Regions from separate parts of the Homo sapiens genome. Here region 1 is linked to region 2. Evidence: chromatin loops called from intact Hi-C (ENCODE). Cell type or tissue: CD4-positive, alpha-beta T cell. All regions are shown on one strand.

Region 1 (4,000 bases), 77 kb after region 2:
ACTTGATTGTTATCTCTCTATATCTTATTGATGTGTTCTTGAAAGTAGTTAGAATTTAAAAAACATTACTAAGAGGGTTTTTTATTTTTCATCTTTGGAAAGAAACTTGGGATAAATGGTTGTCTTTCATCTTTGTCCTCCTCTCTACTCACAACTCCCCGTTCCAGATCATTAGCTAAACTTGTGTGCTGAGGTTAATATTCTGTTTTACCTTTCTTGTCAAATTGCTAGATACAACTTTGTTCAGTTATATACTGTACAAACAGCATCTTAACTTTTTAATCTCTCTCTTTTTAACAAATGTGTTCACCCTCAGATTTGTTGTCATTTAGAAGAGGACTTCCTATTGGAAATATAATAATTTTTCTTCATGTGGAATCTTCAATACAAAAAAAAAAAACACGTATCAATGGTTTGCATGTGTCATGCTGATAGTTGGAGGGCAAATGATATTAGAAAAAGTAACACTATATTTCTGAACATAAACCTTGTTTCATCTTAGAATTTGGTGTTGAACCAATTTTGTACCTCATTGCTATAAACCTTATGTATCTAAAGAGTTGTTAATATGTGATTAACTGCCTTGGCCAAACTCAAAATCTTATTCACACATACAATACACACAGATAACTTATTTTTATTTGTTCGATCACTCCTTTAGTCCCTCATTTATTTCACAAACATTCATTGACACTTACGTGGCAGCACTCTTGTAAGAATAGAATATGGTGATGTCATGCTCTCCCTGGCCGTGTCCGAGCCGCGACGGGCGAGGGGCGGACATTCGTGGCGAATGGGACCCTTCTTCTCGTCCCGCCCGCGGGGGCCCCTTGTCTCTCCTCTTCCTCGCCTGCGGGTGGTGCGTTGGGAAGGCATGGGGTGCGGAACCCGGCCTGACCTCGCTGTCCCGCCCCCGCCTTCTGCCTCGCGGGGTGGGTCGGGGGGTCCTCTGACGCGGCAGGCACCCCTCGCTCTCGCCTCCTGTGGTTGTCGACTTGCGGGCGGCCCCCCTCCGCAGCGGTGGGGGTGCTGTCCCGCCGGCCCGTCGTGCTGCCCTCCCGGGGAGTTTGCGCGAGCGTTGGCTCCCCCTGGGCCTTTGCGGTGCTCCTGGAGCGCTCCGGGTTGTCCCTCAGGTTCCCGAGGCCGAGCGGTGGTGTGTCGTTCCCACCCCCAGCGCCCCCTCCTCCGGTCGGCGCCTCGGTGTCCGCGCGTGGGTCCTGAGGGAGCTCGTCGGTGTGGGGTTCGAGGCGGTTGAGTGAGACGAGACGCGCCCCTCCCACGCGGGGAAGGGCGCCCGCCTGGTCCGGCGAGCGCACGTCCGGTGCTCCCCTCTGGCGGGTGCGCACGGGCCCTGTGAGCGATCGCGGTGGGCTTGGGCTGGTGACGCGTGCGCCGGCCGGCCGCCGAGGGGCTACCGTTCTGCCTCCGACCGGTCGTGTGTGGGTTTACTCGGAGGTGCTTTGCCTCTGAAGAAAAGAGGCGGGTGGACGGGGTGGGGGGGGGGGTGGGAGGCGGGGGCTTGTGGAGTTGCGCTCACGCTCGCACCTGCCGGTCCCCGCCCTGACCGCGAACGCTCAAGGTTGCCGCACGCAGGTTTTTCCTGGTACCACAGGCCCCCTCCCTTCCCCAGGCCTCCCTGAGCGCCTCTGCGGGCCCCTCGGGCCCCACGAGGGGCGGCTGGCGGGTGGGGAGTGTGACCCATCCTCGGTGAGAAAGCCTTCTCTAGCGATCCAAGAGGTGTGCCTTGGGGTACGGGATCCCCCGGCCTGCCGCCTCTGTCTCTCTCTCCGTTATGGTAGCGCTGCAGTAGCGACTCGCTTGCAGAGGAACCCTCCTCAGCTTCCCCCTCGACGGGGTGACGGGGGGAGAGCGAGGGTTCCGCCGGCCACCGCGGTGGTGGCCGAGCGCGGCTCGTCGCCTACTGTGGCCGGCGCCTCCCCTTTCCGAGTAAGGGGAGGATCCCGCCGGCAGGGCCCAGCGTCCTAGCGGGTTGGGACGCGGCTGACAGCGAGCGATGGCTGCGCGCAGCGTTCCGTCCGGCGAGTGACCCCCCTCCGCCGCGAGTCAGCTCTCCGCCCGCTCCCTTGCCGAGTCGCGACCGGTGCGGACGACGGCGTTTGCGTGGCACGTGGTCGGGCCGCCTGGCCCTGGGAAAGCGTCCCACGGTGGGGGCGCGCCGGTCTCCCGGAGCGGGACCGGGTCGGAGGATGGACGAGAATCACGAGCGATGTGGCCCTGGCGTTGAGTTTGTGGCTGTGGTCGCTTCGGGGCCCCGGTGGCGGGACCAGGGGCTCGTGAGGCAGGTCTTGGTGGGTGCCGAGGGCCTTCCGGCGTCCCAGGCGGGGCGCCGCGGGACCGCCCTCGTGTCTGTGGCGGTGGGATCCCGCGGCCGTGTTTTCCTGGTGGCCCGGCCATGCCTGAGGTTTCTCCCTCAGCCGCCCCTCTGCGGGCTCCCAGGTGCCCTTGCCCTCGCGGTCCCCGGCCCTTGCCTGTCTGCGCCCCCTTCCCCGCCCGCCGCCCGCCGATCCTCTCTCCTCCCCGAGCGGCTCACCGGCTTTACGTCGGTTGGTGGCCGCGTCTGGGACCGAACCGGGCACCGCCTTGTGGAAAAAAAAGAATAGAATATACCCTGTTAAATCAGACATGATACTTGCTTTTGTGGAGCTTATGCTTTAGTGCAGAAACAGAAAGTCAAGCAAAAACTCAAACTATGTAACTTTAAATTGGATATGTGCTAATGAAGGAAAATGTGGCACTGTAAGAAAAAATAATAGGGAGTTAAAGGATAAATAGGAGTTTGCTGGATGAAATTTATGAAGAGCTGAAGATTTCAAACAAAAGAAACTGATGCAGGAGGGTGCAGCTTTGGAGTCAAGAATGAAGTTCTAGGAGATAGAGAGCAAAGAAATGGTGGGAGAGGAGGTCAAAGTAGGTAGGATTTTATATATTATCAATGGGAAAATATTGAACAATCCTAAGCAGAAAGGCAATGATATATGTTCATCTTCATTACAAATTCTTATATTTTTAGTAGACCTGTTTTCAGGCAAAACTTCATAAGAGAATAGTAACAAAGAGAAAAAAAGCAGTGGTCTCAAATTATCTCTAACTCACCTGATGACTTTAAGTTAAATGGCCTCAACATTTTGTGATGCTTTTCCTTCTTATAAAGTAAGGAGTTTAGATGAGGTGAGGTATCCAATTTCGTTTAGCTTCAATTTCCCGTAATTCGACTGCTGTCAAGTCATGCTTTGCTTTGTTCTGTTTGTGAGCCAGAGTAACTTTAAGGTAGTATATTAACTAGAATAACTATTTCTTTACTTTTAAACTTCAAAATTATGATGACATAAGAAGTGTTTCAAAGAACATTTAGAAAGTAGATAAATGAAAAATTTTTAACATTTTGGAATGCTTCTTTTATTTCTTTTTGAAACCTAGGTTTTTGGTGCTAGTGGTGATATTTATTTTTTGCCAAACTAACCATTCTATGTAATTTTGTAGCATTTTGGGTTGATGACCACCGTAAGTCTAGTATTCCCATATGTGTTAAAATTTATCTTTACAATTAATATATTTTCACTGAATTATTTAATTAAAAATTAAACTACAATTTCTAATACATGTTCAATGAGATATCATTAGGCATTACCTGAAAAGGATTTCTGGAGAAAGAAAGAATTTCTGGTTAAAAAAAGGTTGAACAGGTTTTCCTAGTGCAGTTCTCTCGGTCTCTAGGATGGAGCTACAGCATAAAGTAGCTTCCAAATTTACTTCACAAATTAGCCCTTAGATTTCAAGAATTACTTGTAATTTTTTTTTATAGAGCACAGTTTCTTTGCTCTTCAGTATTACACTTGCTTATGTGAGTTCCTAAAACTAAGTTTAATTTTGGAAATTCTTAATTTTATATTTACATTTTGAGTTGTGTTTAAATAAAAAATTAAGTTTAGTAAAAAGCTAGGTTTTTATTTCCACCTACAAATTCAGTGTCCCATCAATA
Region 2 (4,000 bases):
CAAATTCTACAAAAAGAGTGTTTCAAAATTGTTCTATGAAAAGGAATGTTCAACTCTGTGACATGAAAGTCACAAAGAAGTTTCTGAGATTGCTTCTGTCTACTTTTTATGTGAAGATATCCCGTTTCCAACGAAGGCCTCACAGCAGTCCAAATATCCACTTGCAAATTCTGAAAAACAGTGTTTCAAAACTGCTCTATGAAAAGGAATATTCAACTCTGTGAGTTGAAAGCAAACAACAAAAGAAGTTTATTGGAATGCTACTGTGTAGTTTTTATGTGAAGATATTTCCATTTTCACCATAGGCCTCACAGCCCTCCAAATATCCAGTTGCATACCCTATAAAAAGATTGTTTCAAAACTGCTCTATCAAAGAAATGTTCAACTCTGTGAGTTGAATGCACACATCACAAAGAAGTTTCTGAGAATGCTTCTGTATAGTTTTTATGTGAGGATATTTCCTTTTTCACCATAGGCCTCAAAGCGCTACAAATGTCCACTTCCAGATTCTGCAAAAAGAGTGTTTCAAAACTGCTCTATCAAAAGAAAGTTTCAACTCTGTGAGTGGAATGCACACATCACAAAGTAGTTTCTGGGAATGCTTTTGTCTAGTTTTTGTGAAGATATTCCTTTTCCAATGAATTCCTCAAAGCGGTAGAAATATCCACTTGCTAATTCTACAAAAAGAGGGTTTCAAAACTGCTCTATGAAAAGGAATGTTCAACTCTGTGCGTTGAAATCAAACAACACAAACAAGTTCCTGAGAATGCTTCTGTGTAGTTTTTATTTGAAGATATTTCCTTTTTCTCCATAGGCCTCAAAGCACTCCAAATGTCCACTTGCAGACTCTACAAAAAGAGTGTTTCAAAACTGCTCTACCAAAAGAAAGGTTCAACTCTGTGAATTGAGTGCACACATCACAAAGGAGTTTCAGAGAAAGCTTCTGTGTAGTTTCTATGTGAAGATACTTCCTTTTTCACCACAGGCCTCAGAGCGCTCCAACTGTCCACATGCAGATTCTACAAAGGAGTGTTTCAAAACTGCTCTATCAAAAGAAAGGTTCAACTCTGTGAGTTGAATGCATACATCACAAAGAAGTTTCTGATAATGCTTCTGTGTAGTTTTTATGTGAAGATGGCTCCTTTTTCACCATAAGTCTCAAAACGCTCCAAATGTCCACTTGCAGATTCTACGAAAAGAGTGTTTCAACACAGCTCTATCAAAAGAACGGTTCAATTCTGTGAATTGAATGCACACATCACAAAGAAGATTCTCAGAATGCTTCCGTGTAGTTTCTATGTTAAGATACTTCCTTTTTCACCATAGGCCTCAAAGCACTCTAAATGTCCACTTGCAGATTCTGCAAATAGAATGTTTCAAAACTGCTCCATCAAAAGAACCGTTCAACTCTGTGAGTTGAATGCACACATCACAAAGAAGTTTCTGAGAATGCTTCTGTCTAGTTTTTATTTGAAGATATTTCTTTTCCCAACAATGGCCTCAGAGCCATCCAAATATCCACTTGCAAATTCTACAAAAAGAGTGTTTCAAACCTGCGCCATGAAAAGGAATGTTCAACTCTGTGAGGTGAAAGCAAACTTCACAAAGAAGTTTCTGAAAATGCTTCTGTGTAGTGTTTATGTGAAGATATTTCCTTTTTCACCACAGGCTCGAAGCGCTCCAAATGTCCACTTGAAGATTCTACAAAAAGAGTGTTTCAAAGCTCCTCTATGACCACAAAGGTTTAACTCTGTGAGTTGAACACAGACATCATAAAGACGTTTCTGAGAATGCTTCTCTCTCGTTTATATGTGAAGATATTTCCTTTTTCATCATAGGCCTCAAAGCGCTACAAATGTCCACATGCAGTTTCTACAAAAAGTGTTTTCCAAAACTGCTCTATTAAAAGAAAAGTTCAACTCTGTGAGTTGAATGCACACATCACAAAGATGTTTCTGAGAATGCTTCTGTGAAGTTTTCCTGTGAAGACATTTCCTTTTTCACCATAGGCCTCAAAGAGATTCAAATGTCCTCTTGCAGATCCTACAAAAAGAGTCTTTCAAAACTGCTCTATCCAAAGAAAGTTACAACTATGTGAGTTGAATGCACACATCACAAAGCAGTTGCTGAGAATGCTTGTGTCTAGTTTTTATGTGAAGAAATTCCCGTTTCCAACAAAGGCCTAAAAGGGATCCAAATATACACTAGCAGATCCTACAAAAGGAGTGTTTCAAAACTGCTCTATAAAAAGAAAGGTTCGATACTGTGAGTTGAATGCATACATCACAAAGTACTTTCAGAGAATGCTTCTGTCTAGTTTTTATGTGAAGATATTCCTGTTTCCAACAAAGGCCTGAAAAATCTCCAAATATCCACTAGCAGACCCTGCAAAAGGAGTGCTTCAAAACTGCTCTATCAAAAGAAAGGTTCAACTCTGTTAGTTGAATGCACACGTCACAAAGAAGTTCCTGAGAATACTTCTGTCAAGTTTTTATGTGAAGATATTTCTTTTTCCACACTAGGCCTCAAAGCGCTCCAAATGAACACTTGCAGATGCTACAAAAAGAGTGTTTCAAAACTGCTCTATCAAAAGAAAGGTTCAACTCTGTGAGTGGAATGCACACATCACAAAGAAGTTTGTGAGCATGCTTCTGTCTAGTTTTATGTGAAGATATTTCCTTTTTCACCACAGACCTCAAAGCGCTCCAAATGTCCACTTGCAGATTCTCCTAAAAGAGTGTTTCAAAACTGCTCTAACAAAAGAAAGGTTCAATTCTGTGAGTTGAGTGCACACAACACAAAGAAGTTTCTGAAAATGCTTCTGTGAAGTTTTTATGTGAAGATATTTCCTTTTCACTGTAGACCTCATAGAGCTCCAAATGTCCACTTGCAGATTCTACAAAAAGAGAGTTTCAAAAGTGCTCTATCAAAAGAAAAAGTTGGATGCACACATCACAAAGAAGTTTCTGAGAATGCTTCTGTCTAGTTTTTGTGAAGATATCCCATTTCCAACGAAGGCCCAAAAGCGGTCCAAATATCCTCTTGCAAATACTACAAAAAGAGTGTTTCAAAACTGCTCTATGAAAACGAATGTTCAACTCTGTGAGTTGAAAGCAAACAACACAAAGAAGTTTCTGAGAATGCTTCTGTGTAGTTTTTATGTGAAGATATTTCCTTTTTCACCATAGGCCTCAAAGCGCTCCAAATGTCCAGTTGTAGATTCTACAAAAAGAGTGTTTCAAAATTGCTCTATCAAAAGAAATGTTCAGCTCTGTGAGATGAGTACACACATCACAAGGTAGTTTCTGAGAACGCTTCTGTCTAGTTTTTATGTGAAGATATTTCCTTTTTCAACATAGGCCTCAAAGCGCTCCAAATGTCCACTGGCACATACTAGAAAAAGAGTGTTTCAAAACTGCTCTATGAAAAGGAATGTTCAAATCTGTAAGTTTAATGCACACATCACAAAGATGTTTCTGAGAATGCTTCTGTCTAGTGTTTATGTGAAGATATTCCAGTTTCCAACGAAGGCCAAAAAGCACTCCAAATGTCCACTTGCAGATTCCATAAAAAGAGAGTTTCAAAACTGTTCTATCAAAAGAAAGGTTCACCTCTGCGACTTGAGTGCACACATCAGAAGAAGTTTCTGAGAATGCTTCTGTGTAGTTTTTATGTGAAGATATTTCCTTTTTCACCATAGTCTTCCAAGCGCTCCAAATGTCCACTTGCAGATTCTACAAAAAGTGTGTTTCAAAACTGCTCTATGAAAAGGAATATTCAACTCTGAGAGTTGAATGCAAACATCACAAAGAAGTTTCTGAGAATGCTTCTGTCTAGCTTTTATGTGAAGATATTTCCTTTTTCACTTGAGGCCTCAAAGCACTCCAAAAGTCCAGTTACAGATGCCACAAAAAGAGTGTTTCTAAACTGTTCTATAGAAAAAAAGAGTTGAATGCACACATCACAAAGAAGTTTCTGGGAATTCTTCTGTCTTGTTTTT

Evidence for each region. Hi-C counts contacts between places; a loop is a spot of excess contacts. Peaks named below come from ENCODE experiments on the same cell type or tissue, not always from the same donor. Only the 100,000 strongest peaks of a DNase experiment are listed, where the experiment ranks them.
Region 1: it touches region 2 in a loop (3-fold over the local background); 4 of 110 quality-filtered maps call a loop at or near these places.

What each region holds. Positions count from the first base shown.
Region 1 is chr20:26,206,602-26,210,601 of GRCh38, reverse strand. MIR663AHG (MIR663A host gene) reads left to right here and starts at 1,369. Exons shown (of 5, transcript NR_040095.1): 1 at 1,369-1,479. It overlaps MIR663A (microRNA 663a), which reads left to right and starts at 2,324; the gene lies at 2,324-2,416. RefSeq lists enhancers at 906-1,466, 2,350-2,851. In CD4-positive, alpha-beta T cell, no CTCF peak of the experiment used is centred here; DNase peaks (open chromatin) are centred at 971, 1,591 and 2,571; H3K4me3 peaks cover 1,971 bases; H3K27me3 peaks cover 208 bases.
Region 2 is chr20:26,283,483-26,287,482 of GRCh38, reverse strand. No RefSeq gene overlaps it. Among named protein-coding and RNA genes, the nearest start is that of MIR663AHG, 76 kb to the right of the region's middle. In CD4-positive, alpha-beta T cell, no CTCF peak of the experiment used is centred here; no DNase peak of the experiment used is centred here.